Regions from separate parts of the Homo sapiens genome. Here regions 1, 2, 4 and 5 are each linked to region 3. The links are chromatin contacts, found by Hi-C or POLR2A ChIA-PET in ENCODE. All regions are on one chromosome and are shown on one strand. Each heading gives the region's core, a stretch centred on a gene start or an enhancer-like site at or near the end of the contact. The rest is flanking DNA. Distances are from core to core; before and after follow the strand shown. Region 1 holds the start of ACVR1 (activin A receptor type 1). Region 2 has its middle 83 kb from the start of TANK-AS1. Region 3 holds the start of WDSUB1 (WD repeat, sterile alpha motif and U-box domain containing 1). Region 4 overlaps TANK-AS1 (TANK antisense RNA 1). Region 5 overlaps RBMS1 (RNA binding motif single stranded interacting protein 1).

Region 1 (2,700 bases), core at 57-2,556, 1.4 Mb after region 3:
CCCTGTTACATCATTCTATAGAGCAGGGATACATATAGGTGCTCTTGCCTTGATTGGTACTGAACTTGCCTCTCCTGCTCCTCACCAATCATACAGGTACAAAGCTCTCTTTATGAAAAAAATGCTCCCACCTACTCCATCCTTTTGCTTACAGCTGGGGATTCTAGTTTTTTCACGTATATATGCCTTGTATTTCTAATTAGATTGTAAACTCCCAACCTGCAGGGACCAGATCTTCCATTTCCTTTGCAACCTTTTGCAGTACTGCAGTCACCCAATAAATGCCCTCTGCATGAATGAACCTGTAGAGATAAAAATACTTTATGGCATTCCCATTTATAGGTTTCATGTTTTTATTCTGCTTTGTGATAGGACTGTACATTATAAGCTTCTAGAGGGCAGAGAAAATGGCTTAGTGCTTTCCTTTACACTCAGCAGGAACCATGCAAAATTTGATCCTTGCATGCCTTTTTGATGCTCTGGGTAATATTAGCACACTGGGGTGTTTTTGTGTATCTAAGGACCGAGGTTATCAGACTCTCTGCAGCGGAGAATGTTCCTGCATTTCCACTGTAAGCTCCCATGGCGCCTAGGACAGGGCTAGATCACTGCAGAAGCCCCTCCATGCTTATTTCTGTTACTAAGGAAGCCAAAGGCGAACATGGCAAGCTCTGTCATAACCCTAGACCTTGCAAGGAAATGAGCAAAGTGGAAGGGGATCTGAAGGCAGGTCAGAGATGGCCTGGATGAGAATGCTAAGGCTTCTCTCTGAGAATCCAGCCCAAGTCTGACATGCAGGGCTCGAGTAGGTGGCCGCCCGCAGTCGCCGGGCCCGGGATGCCCGCCCGTCCGCCCGCCTGCCCCGCGCGCCCTCGGGAGCTGTCCAGACGGCCCCGCCCGCGCCTACCTGGGCACTCACCCGTGCCGCGCGGCCTCTTCTCCTCCCACCCCGGCCACAGGAGCCCAGCTCGGGCCTGCCCCGCCGCCTCCGAGGAGCCCCGCTGGCGGCGCGCTCATAGCTTCCACCCGGGCCAAGCGACCGGCCAGACAGCGCCAGGCGCGCCGGGGGCGGCGCGGTCAGGCTCGGCGGGGCTCGGCGGGCTCGCCCTCGGCCGGGCGCCTGCAGGGGGCGCGGGGACGGCCCCGCCCCGCCGCCTCCTCTCTCCCCTCCCGGCTCCCTGGATCCGCGCCGGGAGGAAATGATGTGTTGCTGCCTGGTTAATCACAGCTCCAGACACTCATTGGCCGAGCGCTCCGCAGCCACTTCCTCCTCCTCCTCCTCCCGCTCCTCCCGCTCCGGCTCCTGCTCTTTGCAGCCGCCGCCGCCGCCGCAGCCTCCCCCTCGGCGCAGGGGGAACTTTTCTACTCTCTGTGACGGTCTCCCCCGCCGCCCCCGGGGGCAAGCCCAGCTGGTCCGCCCGCCCCGCCCGCGGTCGTGCTCCCAGCCCGAGCCTCTGCGCCTCGGGAAGTTTATTCTGCCCGCCCTCCTCCCCTTCCTCCTCCTCTTCACCCCGCCTCCCCGCCCTCCCCCGGCTCTTTCCCCCGGGTGGCTGCCGCTGCCGCCGCTGCCGCTGCCAGCCTGCTCCTCGGCCAGCCGCGCCGGCCCCAGGGCCGGGAAGCTCCCGGCCCCACGCACCGCTCCGCTGCAGCCACCGCAGCCGCCGCCGCTCTGGGCCGGCCCTCGGCCCCCGGCTCCCGGCCCCGCAGAGTTCCGGGCTCCCTCGCCGGCTGCACCGCCCCGCCCCGCCCCGCGCCGCCCCGCGCCGCGCCGACCTGCAGCGCCCGGCTGCCTCGCACTCCGCCTCCCCCGGCTCAGCCCCCGGCCGCGGCGGGACCCGAGGTGAGCGCAGGTCGCCGGCCGCGCCTGCTGGAGCCGGGAGGACTGAGGGAGGAGGTAGCCTAGCGGGAGAAGAGGCAGGGATCGGGGGTGGCAGGGTGGGCGTCTGCGGTGCCTCCCCCTCGCTTTCATTCCTTTCTCCCCCAAGCTTGATCCCCTCTCCGTGGGGGAAGCAGCCGCGGAACAAAACTGTCTTGCTTTGGGCCTGAACTGCTGGTGGGATATGGGGGGTGGGGGGGCAGAGGCGTGGAGCGGGGGTCTCAGGTTTGTATTGGGGTGTGTGTGAGTGCGTGTGTGTGTGTGTGTGTGTTGTGAACTCCTTCAGGGTGTGCGACTCTGACTTGTAAATCGATCTGGCCGCGGGGCCACGGGGCTTACCTTCCTAGCTGAGCTTGTAGAGAGTAAGGAGATAGATAGGCGAATTTCCCCCACCCTCAAAATATCCATCTCTTCCAAGAGGAATTTTCTGCTGGAGAGACAGCCAATAAACTCTGCTCAACTCCCTCCCTCCCTCGGTTCTTCCTAGCTGCAGTTTCAAAAAGCTTCAAAGCCAGGAATGTGGGATTCATCTTCCGATCCCCAGAAGGCAAATGTGGTTACAGATGTTGCACGGTACTTTGCCAAGTTTAAAACCCTTCCTTCAACACTGTAACCAAAACAGTGAGGCTAGAACCTCGGGCGCACTAAGAAGAGATGTGGGCCTCTGGGGCCGCTGGATTCAGTAACTTCCGTCGGGTTCTAGACTGGCTCGGCTCTGTCCAGTTTGTGCCAGATAGTCTCCCACCCCCTCCCCACCCCTCCTTTCCCCTGGAGATTTGAACGCTGCTTGCATGGGAGAAAAGCTACTTAGAGAAGAAAACGTT
Region 2 (2,700 bases), core at 122-2,621, 1.8 Mb before region 3:
GGCATTTTTATTATGACAAGGGTAGAAAATGGGAAAGTTCTAAGAGTTCTAGGAGTATGTGTGTGCATTGTAGGTTGAGGCTTTGTTTTATGCTCTATGTTCAGTGTGTCAGAGAATCTAGCCATGGAGTGAGAGTGGGGTGGAGTGAGAGTGGATTCTCTGTTAGTCTTATGCTGTCATATATGACGAATGTTTGTCCAGGTACTTGTCATTTTAGCCAGATTTCCAGCTACACAGTCAATGAGGGGCTCACACTTAGCTGAATGGATAGGGTTGTACAAGCCACAATCCCTGTCTTTGGTAAAAGACAAAAATTGACACTACAACAAAAAAACTGACATGGGTTATGGGTCTATGAAAAAAATACTGCACAAAAAAATGGCTTGGAATCCTAAATAATATGGAGGAATACACAAACTCTATGAAACAGCAACAAGCTAATTAGCCACCTTAAACACTGAAGAGTTGGGTACCTCATTTCCCCTCATCATCTCTACCCATTTTACCACCATTCTGGGTGCCCTCTGTCTCTTCCTGAATGACCATTCTGTTGTGGGCTAAATTGTGTTTTCAGCTCCATCCCCATTCATATGTTGAAGTCCTAAGTTCTATTGCCCCAGGATATGACTATATTTGGAAATGGGGTCTTTAAAGAGTTAATGAAGGTTAAATGAAGTCTTTGGAGATTGGTCTCAATCCAATATGACCCATGTCCTTGTAAGGGAAGATTAGTTCACAGACAGAGAAGAAAGAACACTTAAAGGCACAGGGAGAATACGGCTACCGACAAGCCAAGACAAGCCTCTGAAGAAAGACCTTGCTCACGCCTTGATCTCAGAGTGCCAGCCTCCACAACTGTGAGGAAATGAATTTCTGTGGTTTAAGCCACCCAGTCTGTGGCACTTGGGAAGCCCTAGCAAACTAATATACCATCCAATTGCTTGGCCTCTCAGTTTCTTTATTTTCTCATCTCTAGGGACTTTTACTGTGTTTCTCTTCAGCCCCTCCTCCCAGGGCAGCACCCTGATGCTGTCATGATCCAGAACCTTCTGAAATATTACATTCAAATCTGTACTGTTGGGAAATCTCTGACCATAGTTATACTGCCTTGTGACCTTCACATTTGGCTACTGCCACCCAATCCTTCAATGTCACCTGTGTCCCCAAATAAACCCCACTTCTTGCTCCCAACTCCCCCGTCATCTTCCTTGTCAACTGAATCTAGACATTGTGGTTTATCACTTCATCCTTTGTTTTGTCAGTATCTTTAAACCTGTATTTCCTTCCATAGTGACAGCCTCGCAAAACCCCAACCCAGCTGTTTTCCCTGAACTCATACAGTATTTCTGAGCAGTGTTAAAGGAAACCGCACAGCCACATCATGTGTTCTGAACCATTGTAAAGTCATTTAGGTCTTCAAGCCTGTCCCATTATCTCTTCCCTTCTCTGCAGCTACTATTTCAAACTTCCTCTATTCTCTCTTCAAAATTTGGCTCTCACTATGTCCAACAGATGACTTCACTTCCTATTTTATAGGGAAAATTGAGGTCACCAGAGAGAAATTTCCCCCAGTTCTGCCAACTAATCTGTAAACATCTTCATTCTCACTAGTCATTCTTTGTTACCCTGTATTACACACGAATATGTGCTCCTTTTCCTTCCTGAGGTTAATTCCTTAATAACCCTTTGAATTCCATTTCTCACAGTTCTTCCAAGGCCTCACACTTTTCATTGTTCTTTTGTTCTCTCTCATGTTTAATTCTCTACTTTCTCCCCTTATCTGTTCCTTCTGCTCACTATTTAAATACTCTCAAAATATCCCAGTAGCCCCTGCTACTTCTGGAAGCGTGCCTCACGCCTCAGTGTGCTGGGGCAAAATGTTGGAATGAGCCCCACTGACACACGGACATACAAAGTTTGTTTGTTTGTTTTGAGATGGAGCTCTGTCACCCAGGCTGGAGTGTAGTGGCGCGATCTTGGCTCACTGCAACCTCTGCCTCCCGAGTTAAAGCGACTCTCCTGCCTCAGCCTCCCGAGTACCTGGGATTACAGACGGCTGCCACCATGCCCAGCTAATTTTTGTATTTTTAGTAGAGATGGGATTTTGCCATGTTGCCCAGGCTGGACTCAAACTCCTGACTTCAGGTGATCGCCTCAGCCTCCTAAAGTGCTGGGATTACAGGCAGGAACGACCACGCCTGGCCTGGCATTGTTTTAAGTGTCTTTCATATTTTAACTCAACTACCACACAACAGAGCTCTAAGAAAGTCACGATTTTTTCCATATTGGGCAGCTTAGAAAATAAACCATACATAATAACAGAACAATAACAAAAGCAAACATTTACATGGCACCTAATATTAAAAATGCTGTACATTATTACATGATTTATTTCTCACATTAACACTATGAGATTGGTACTATGACCGTTTCTGCTTTACAGAGTGTGACTTCTAAGGATACCCAGTTGGCAAGTGGTAGAGTCAGGATTAGAACCCAAGCAGTTTTAACACATTGTTAAATGTGTTAGCACTGTTTTGAGAAAATCTTTAATCAAAAAGCAAATCAAAAGTAAGACCTGAAGAAGGAAGAAGTCACGGAATAAAAGAATCATTGACTAATTTCTGTCCTACCAGCTCCACTGCTTCCCAGCTCTGTGACCTGAGGCAAGTTGTGTAACCTTTGTGTCTCAATTTTCTC
Region 3 (2,700 bases), core at 193-2,692:
AAAGATTTAGGTACAAAGATATTTAATCCAGCATTATCTACACTAAGATCAAAATTGTTGAAACCATCCAGCAACAGGGAAAATGTTAAATAATTTATGGTATGTTTATATGTAGACCATTATGTAGAAAAAAAAGCTAATGAAATTTTAGACATGGGAACAGCTCATGACACAAGTTTGTTTAAAAAGGCAGTTTCCAGGACTTTTTGTAAAATTAGTTTTTCTGAAAGACTGAGAGAAAATGTTATCTCTGAGTGGGTGATCTCTGAGGGGTGTAATTATTGACTATTTATTTTCCTGTTATATATTCTGTGTTTCCTACAGAGAGCTCTATTATTTATACAATCAAAAACTTGTTTTTAGAAAAATACTGTTTTGGCAATACTTTGGAATGGAATTTGGTGTTCAAAGTCTCAATCATGATGCACTCCGCTAATTTTAAAAAATTAACAAGAACTTCACAAAATCCTAATTTTTAATCTTCCCTTTCCCCTTAATCTTTTTCATTGCAAATAGTTTCCCACGGTCTCAATTTCATCTTTAAATGTGAGCATTTTAGGTCATTACTCTTCAAATGTAACTTCGGTCTCCACAGGCTGATATATTTTTAATGTTTCCTCATGGATTAAAAATAAAAGCTCTCTGTATCTTTGATTTTCATCTGAACATAGTCCCACACTATGTTGTGCATTTAGTTAACAAGTGGTAATTTGCTCAGGAACTTTTTTTTTTCTGGATAATTTTTATCTCAAAAAGCACTGGCAGGGCCACTTTGTAGTCAATGACACGTGGAAACCAGTCTACCGTGAGCCAGTGGGACGCACTGGGAAAGGCTGAAGAAAAGGCGCCCGGGGTTCCAGTGAGCTCAGGATACCCACCCAACGGCAGGGCTGGGGCCCGGGGCAGGCAGCCTGCCCGGGAGAGACCCCTAGGGGAACCCGAATGAGGAGGCGAGGGCAGAAGACGCCAAGTCACGGACCGCCCAGGGTGGCCGAAATAGAGAAGGCCAATCTGGGAGACCGGCCTCGGAGTACACAGTGCAGGGTGGAGAACTGGAGAAAGAGGTAAAAACTTTCAGCAGGGATGGCCGAACATTCCATGCAACGCCCCTTTAAAACGACGTTTCAGGCGATCACTAGGCCTTGCGACCGCAGCTTTAGCAAAAACAGAAAGATTTGCGACGGAAGTCCCTTTCCAAGCCTGAAATCGCCTTGACCCTAGGAGCCAGAAGCTGGGGAGGAACTCGCAGTCCGGGCGGAAGAGCGCGCATGCGCCGCCTCAGGGGCCGGTCCCGGGGGCGGGGCCTGTTCCCTCCGCCCTGGGTCTCCACAGGCTTTCGCGGGGCGGGGCCTACTCCCTCCGCTCTGGGTCACAGCGGGCGTTCGGGGGGCGGGGCCTGTTCCCTCCGCTCTGGGTCCCCGCGGGCGTTCGGGGGCGGGGCCTGTTCCCTCTGCTCTGGGTCTCCGCCGGCGCCCGCCCCGCCAGCCTCACCTGCGCGGCACGTGACCCGCACCGCCCGTGGGCACCTTGAAGGCGGATCCCGCGCGCCCCCGCTCCTGCAGGTGAGAGCGGCCGCGCCCACGGGCCGGCTCAGCGGCGGTGGCGGCAGGTGGGGAAGCGCGGCTGGGCCTGCTCGCGCGGGGCGTCTGAGCCCTCCATTTCCCGGTTCTAACCGCGCAGCAGGGCCCAACCGGGACCTTGAGTGCGGCGAGGCGTGGTTCGTGCACCCTTGGCCCGGGGCTAGGGCGGGCGTGTCGGCGTCGGGTGGAAGGAAGCCCCTTGCGGGTGAGCTCCCTGCCTCCCAGGCCTCCCTCTTGCCTGGGGTCGCTCAGTCCACAGAGGCCCGGCCGCTCATAGAGGGGGGCACATTCCTGGTCTTTCGTGCATGGGGGGTGTAAGTGGCGGACTTTATTTTGGGAGCGCTGGACACCTTTCGGGTTTGCTTTGAATGAGATGGGATTCATGTGTTTACGCTGGCCAACTGACCTGGTGTGCCCGGGAATTTACTGTTCGCGTGACAGCCGAGGCCCGAGGGAACGCCCACACCGCCCCCCCTACCCCAAGGCAGGTCCTGGGTAGGCCTGAGAGCTTTTTCAAAACAAACTGTTCAGCTGACGGTGGCCTCGGTACTTCCCACTGAATGCCCTGGAACTTGCAAAGGGAGCTGAGTGCGGCAGAGGGCTGGGAGCCGGAGTTTGTTTGGAAAATCACCTGTGCGCACTTGCACAGCTGGGATTTGCGAGCTCTCCAGAAAGCACCACCTGGTCTTGATTGTTTTCAAGACAGCAGTACAGGGATAGTCTACCAGAAATTTTCGTGTTTGGTTTTTAGGCTTTATTGGAGTTTATGTTCGAAGAAAAGAAGCTGAACTTATCCTAAAAGGATAAGATGAAGATAGGGAAAGGCATGCTCCTTATGCCTTAATATTTGTTTGATTGATTGATGGGGTCCTGCTCTGTTGCCCAGGCTAGAGTGCAGTGGTGCAATCACAGCTCACCGCCGGCGTCACCTCCGGGGCTCAAGTGATGCTCCCGCCTCAGCTTCTCGAGTAGCTGGGACTACAGGTGCTCGCCACCACACCCAGCTAATTATTTTTATTTTTAGAGAGATGGGGTCTTGCCTTGTTGCCCAGACTGGTCTTAAACTCTTGGGCTCAAGTGTTCCACCCATCTCGGCCTCCCAAAATGCTGGGACTACAGG
Region 4 (2,722 bases), core at 143-2,642, 1.8 Mb before region 3:
ATTTTGAACCTCTCGGTTCCATCCCCTATCATGATTGACTGTCAGGAAGCACCGTGGGGGCTGATGTTCAGAAAGCCCTTTCAGCTACATTTCATATGTTCCTTCTCAAAATATTCCTGTGCCTCAGTGTTCCTTAGCCAATATTTATGTGGCAGGGAAATGTGTCTTATCTCTTTTGTGTAGATGATTAAAGTGCTGCACAACCATAAGGTGGTTTCATTCTGCTGTTTTCTACCCTACACCTGTGACTTTGATAGGGAGCTGTTGATGGGCCTGGGAATAGCTTGCAGATGTGTATGTACCAGCAGTATGTTAGGATTCAGTCTGAAAACTAGCAAGTCTGCAGCCTTGGCATCCAGGGCTAGATGTTTCTCACATTTTTCTTTCCTACATTTCTTCCTGTTCAGCCCCTGGTTTTCCAGAATCGTGGTTAGGTTTATATTGGTTAAGGTTTCTGTTTGTTTGTTTCTTAAAGCTTCCTCTTGTAGTTTAAAATCCTGAAGATCCTCAGAGCTTGAGCCTTGACCTTAGGTTTGGAGAATGTGGGGTCTGTGCAGCTGTGATCCTACTTGAATAAGTTTGGGCAAGTCATGGGACAGGAGTCTCTGTTTCTTCATTTGTTATATGGGTTTATTATCACCTGACAAAAGGGTTTCTTTAAAGTTTCCATGAGATTATTTGTGAGCGAGTGCTTTGAAAGGTGTAAACTGTTGTACAATTTTGACCTGGTATAATAATGATTTTTTTTTGAGACAGAGTCTTGCTCTGTCGCCCAGGCTGGAGTGCAGTGGCATGATCTTGACTCACTTCAACCTCTGCCTCCCGGGTGCAAGTGATTCTTCTGCCTCAGCCTCCCGAGTAGCTGGGATTACAGGTGTGTGCCACCATGACCAGCTAATTTTTGTATTTTTAGTAGAGATGGGGTTTCAGCATCTTGGCCAGGCTGGTCTTGAACTCCTGACCTCATGATCCACCCGTCTCGGCCTCCCAAAGTGCTGGGATTACAGGCATGAGCCACTGCGCCCGGCCCGATAATGATGTATTTTTTAACCTATGGCTATTAAATTCCTGTGGGCAATTATGTGGGATGAATCTTTGCTATATTATAATAACCAGTGATTTCAGCTAATGCAGCCAAACATCTGGTCAAATCCACTGTAAAGCTATTTCAACTGAATTGGTTAATAGACCTGTATATAGAGAGAGTCCAAAATAGCCTCAAAATTTAACTTTGCTTTTAATAAAGAAGCTTCCTGTTTGTCTCATTAATGGCACCTGTCTGACTCACTTCTGAGCCAGATGTTATACTTCATCGTTTCATAATGTGTCATTTCTGCACACCGACTTTCTTTTCATAGTTTCTGAAGCAAAATCTATTTCATCCCATCACCAGGATATTGTTGGTGACAGCTGCAACACCCGAATAGGTAGCTTTAGCTTTCACATGGACATAGATATGGAAAATGTTCTCAGAATCGAGCCAGCAGGGAATGAAACATATGGCAGGCAGTGAAAGAAGTGAAGGCTCGTTTCTATAACAAACCCCTCTGAGTTTTGACAAGGCTCTCTGATATACTGTCAAACCACCCCAGGGCTGAGAGGCAGGTAACTCTTCTCTATCTCTAGTCTGAGCACTAAGACTTGCCTGAGGAAAGAACTTTCTTACATTGTTATCTAAAAACTGTGAGTTCTTCATGATTAGATATAATAAATAGTTTGTAACCCCTAGCTGCTCATCAGATTCACCTGCATAGATACTTAGAACTCTCCCCAACCCCCTCCCCCTGCATCCTTCAATATTTTAATTCAGTAGGTCAGGGATGGGGCTCAGGCATTTTTTTTTATTTTTTTATTTTATTATTATTTTTAGTTCTTCTGGTGTTTCTGACGTGCAAAAAGCTAGCCAGAAATGTATTAGAGAATCTAATTATCAAATGGACGGTTGTTCTAGAAGATGGACTTTAAAGACCTCTGCCAAAGCTGAGTGTGTAAAAGTAGATGAAGATAAATCTTCACTTGCAGGGGTCAAAGTCTGCAATGCATACAGGAACTAATAGGTAAGGTGAATGTGAAGTGTGAAGCGGCTTATACAATATAAGTAGTGATGGGGATTGTGGCAAACTGGAGAATGAAACTCTGTTGAAAGGCACGCCAGCTAACAAAATGTCACTGTGGACAGATTTGGCCTTTGTTCTCCTCTTTTACTTGAGTATAAAGTCTTCATGCCTGGAGTTTTCTTCAGTTTCTCCTGTGTGAAATACTCAGTGTTATTTTCCTTTTGAGATTTTAAAAATAATGTTAAAACATTAAATGTAAGAGGGGTATCTTGTAGACTGCTTTTCACAAAGGTAGAGGAGAGGAATATGATTAAAATGGATCCATTTCTATTTCTCATTTTATCCCCCAGCTTACCCCATCTGACTACATGGATAGCAAGTTTGAGTTGGATGAGGCTAAGCAGGGCATAGTGAACCTGACATTCAGTTTTTCTCAATTTCTTCTGCTCCTGGATTCACTCCTAATCCTGTAGGACAGTGGTAAGAAAGACATCAATAAAATAAGAGAACTATAAATGAATAGGAAGCACTTCAAGAAGATTTGAAGAACTATTTTAAAGTTAGAAGTATTTTAGGGGCATCTGCTGAAAATGTTGCCTAACTGTGATATTTCTTTTTTTCACTCTGGGGCAATGAAATTTTATGAGTCACTAAATACATATTTT
Region 5 (2,700 bases), core at 2-2,501, 1.1 Mb before region 3:
AATGATTGTACAACTCTTAAAGCTTTCTACATTTTACATATACAGTCATCTCTCAGCATCCGAGGAAGATTGGTTCCAGGATGGCTCAAGGTCCTGATATAAAATTGCGTAGTATTTGTATATAACCTATGTACATCTTCTCGTATTCTTTAATCTCTAGATTACTTATAATACCTGATACTATGTAGATGCTATGTAAATAATTGTTATACTGTATTATTTTCAAATTGTTTTATTGCTATTTTTATTGCTTTTCCCTGAAATATTTTTAATCCACAGTAGGCGGATGCAGAACCTCTTTATACGGAGGGTCGACTGTGTAGGAGTGAGCTAGTTTCAGTTAAAGCAGCGGTGGTTGGTACTCATCTCTCACCTGCCCCCACGTAGTGTAGCTAGGGCATCAGGGAGTACTGATCTCTGGCATCATCTGGGATCAACAGGATTTTCCTGCCTCACAGGCCTGTGAGCACATTAGAAATACACCTGCTCAGCTCAAGTCAAAGTGAGAAGCTTTTGAATGGAGTGATAACCGAGTAGGCAGTATCTAAATAAAGATGATTGGTTCAAGTCTCAGTGGACAAATGTGTACGTTCTATTACTGTTGACTGTGACTTTGAAGTATATGGTGTTCATTAAGCAAATCCAATCTGATCGTATGAAAAGAGCACCCCAAAAACCAAAATGAAACCATTTATCAGGACTTTTGTAGCTATGAAAATATTTTAGTGTGTTTTGAAACAAAAAAAGTGATTTATACTCAAAGGCTTTTAGATATAGAAAATTGGTATTTTCATTTTTCCTTTGTGTTGTTTCTTGAATTCTTTTATTAGCTACTCCTCTTCCTGTTTCCTTCCATTTTGGAACTGCTTTCTTGAGGTAGCTAAGTTACAAACCAACCATACTTTGGTTTCTGCACATCGTGGCATGTAGGAAGGCCTTTTTTGCTAAGCAGTATGTTGTCCTAGTGGTTTCCAGTAGGGTTTTGGAGGTAGGGGAGTGAATGCAAAATTTTTCTGCATGTGTGTATGTGTGTGTTTATATCTGTGTGTGTTTAATGGTCTTGCCCTCCAATAGTTGTACTTGTTAAATGTTGCTAACTTTTGATGAGGGAAGTACTTATCTTCCCAGTTTAAGTAGATTTACATAGTTTACTGCCTTCTTCAAGATTAACTGGGTGTAGCTGCACGTGAGGAATTCAACAGTGATTCAGTGTTTGGCCTTGTTTAGAGGATGACATACAAAGCTGTTGATTAATCCTCTTCAGGCAGTTTCTGTTCACAGCAATTTGTGTTTAGTAGATTGGGTTTTGTTAAAGTTTGAAGATTAAACTTGTGCATAGAAGATATTTAAATGAACACTGCCTGAAACAGTCCCAATTTGTTGTTGTTTTAAAGAAAGTAAACGTCTTCAAGCTACAGAGATTGGAGGTTTAGTGGAGAGTAGCAGAAAGGTAAATTGGTATGTATAAGTAAGGTATTGGCCCATTTTTATGTTATGTTATCTCTGTGTATTTGTGGTCAGGTAGGATCTATGAGTCATGATGATGATATTTTAAAATCTACCCATACATAGCCATTTGAAAACTGTACAATTCATCGTGATTGTCCACTTTTTCTACTAGGGACCGTTTTGGCATCTCATTACATGTTCCATAGTTCACTTCAGGTTTTGAACATACTTCTAGTTTTTTACTTTTCCTTATTTTTAGAGATTACTGTCAACTGGGCTCACCATATATTAGTACTTTTATTTTTGAGACCTTTCTTAGGAGGGTAAGAGTCTATCTGATCCAGGTTTCTGAGAATATATTTATAAAGTACTCACCCAATAAATAAATATTTTAAGGATGTATAAACCTCAGTCATATTTAATCTTCATAGCATCCATATAGAGAAGGTCTGGAGTTTTGAGGCAGTGACATCTTAAGTGGCCTACATGGTGAAAGCTAGGTCCCTGGAGTCAAGGGCTGTGTCTGCTACTAGGAAAAAGAAAGCCCGTCAAGAACAGCTGTGGCCTCACTACACTTCCCTTTACTTGGCCTCCCAAAGACATGTGGCCCACAGTGTCCAGATTTCAGATGTGGGAATTGTAGCTCTTGAATGTATTAGTGTTTTTTTGTTTGTTTTATAAAGGCTTTCACAGATGACATACTAGACACTGAGTTAAATTTGAATTTCAGATAAACAGTGAATAATTTTTTAGTATAAGTATGTCCCAGATTTTCATCACACTGCATTTTTGAATTTGCTAAATCTAGCAGCCCTCTCTCAGGGAAATCCAATTCGCTTTTTAAAACTCATTATAAAAAAAATCATGATAATAAGACATACTATTACTTTTTCCACTGAAAAGTTTGCCCCTTAGCATATTCCTTAGGCCCTGATAACGCACGTTTCACATTTTACCTCCTTGAACCATTTGGTCCATGCTTCCGCCTGCACTCTACCTAATTGAAAGACTATGGCTTAAGTTGTGGCTCTACCATTTGCATGCTTTTTCACTTAACCTCCCTAAGTCTGAGTTTCTGCTAAGTAAAGATAATAGTGCCCACTTCACAGGGTAGTTGTTAATCCTTCTAAGGTGCTATTATTAATGTCCCCACAGAGCAAGCAACAGCGGGTGGTCCTAGGAGACTTCTGTGTGGTCTAGGGAGACCTTGACACAGTCGCCTAAGAATGGACCGTGTTTACAGCCTCTAAG

What was found. A loop is a pair of places that touch in the nucleus more often than their neighbours do. ChIA-PET counts read pairs that join two places held with the same protein, here RNA polymerase II (POLR2A). Pooled maps may share reads with other maps.
Region 1: a loop to region 3 is called in a map of CD8-positive, alpha-beta T cell, with 10 times the contacts of the local background. The contact joins the promoter of ACVR1 here to the promoter of WDSUB1 in region 3. A Hi-C loop is called at or near these places in 5 of 168 maps with a recorded cell type or tissue (B cell, CD8-positive, alpha-beta T cell, OCI-LY7 and 2 more) and 9 of 50 pooled maps.
Region 2: a loop to region 3 is called in a map of naive thymus-derived CD4-positive, alpha-beta T cell, with 8 times the contacts of the local background. The contact joins the enhancer-like site here to the promoter of WDSUB1 in region 3. A Hi-C loop is called at or near these places in 1 of 168 maps with a recorded cell type or tissue (naive thymus-derived CD4-positive, alpha-beta T cell), 1 of 37 single-sample maps with no recorded cell type and 6 of 50 pooled maps.
Region 4: a loop to region 3 is called in a pooled map, with 4 times the contacts of the local background. The contact joins the enhancer-like site here to the promoter of WDSUB1 in region 3. A Hi-C loop is called at or near these places in 2 of 37 single-sample maps with no recorded cell type and 2 of 50 pooled maps.
Region 5: a loop to region 3 is called in a map of B cell, with 7 times the contacts of the local background. The contact joins the enhancer-like site here to the promoter of WDSUB1 in region 3. A Hi-C loop is called at or near these places in 1 of 168 maps with a recorded cell type or tissue (B cell) and 6 of 50 pooled maps. POLR2A ChIA-PET finds 5 or more read pairs at or near these places in 1 of 52 experiments (OCI-LY7).

The regions. Positions count from the first base shown.
Region 1 is chr2:157,874,936-157,877,635 of GRCh38, reverse strand. It overlaps ACVR1 (activin A receptor type 1), which reads left to right and starts at 1,306. Exons shown (of 11, transcript NM_001111067.4): 1 at 1,306-1,840. It overlaps LOC105373714 (a long non-coding RNA gene), which reads right to left and starts at 1,052. Exons shown (of 2, transcript XR_923518.3): 1 at 920-1,052. RefSeq lists silencers at 745-934, 955-1,194, 1,255-1,474, 1,485-1,534, 1,625-1,834 and an enhancer at 1,065-1,359.
Region 2 is chr2:161,076,327-161,079,026 of GRCh38, reverse strand. No RefSeq gene overlaps it. Among named protein-coding and RNA genes, the nearest start is that of TANK-AS1, 83 kb to the left of the region's middle. Within about 2 kb of position 1,371, at least 11 of the 41 ENCODE cell types and tissues checked have a DNase peak (open chromatin) inside an H3K27ac peak, as active enhancers do.
Region 3 is chr2:159,285,445-159,288,144 of GRCh38, reverse strand. WDSUB1 (WD repeat, sterile alpha motif and U-box domain containing 1) reads left to right here and starts at 1,442. Exons shown (of 11, transcript NM_001128212.3): 1 at 1,442-1,562. RefSeq lists silencers at 1,313-1,482, 1,169-1,608.
Region 4 is chr2:161,102,986-161,105,707 of GRCh38, reverse strand. All of the region lies in intron 2 of TANK-AS1 (TANK antisense RNA 1), which reads left to right. Among named protein-coding and RNA genes, the nearest start is that of TANK-AS1, 56 kb to the left of the region's middle. RefSeq lists a silencer at 1,174-1,243. Within about 2 kb of position 1,392, at least 2 of the 41 ENCODE cell types and tissues checked have a DNase peak (open chromatin) inside an H3K27ac peak, as active enhancers do.
Region 5 is chr2:160,402,007-160,404,706 of GRCh38, reverse strand. All of the region lies in intron 1 of RBMS1 (RNA binding motif single stranded interacting protein 1), which reads left to right. Among named protein-coding and RNA genes, the nearest start is that of MIR4785, 4.5 kb to the left of the region's middle. Within about 2 kb of position 1,251, at least 8 of the 41 ENCODE cell types and tissues checked have a DNase peak (open chromatin) inside an H3K27ac peak, as active enhancers do.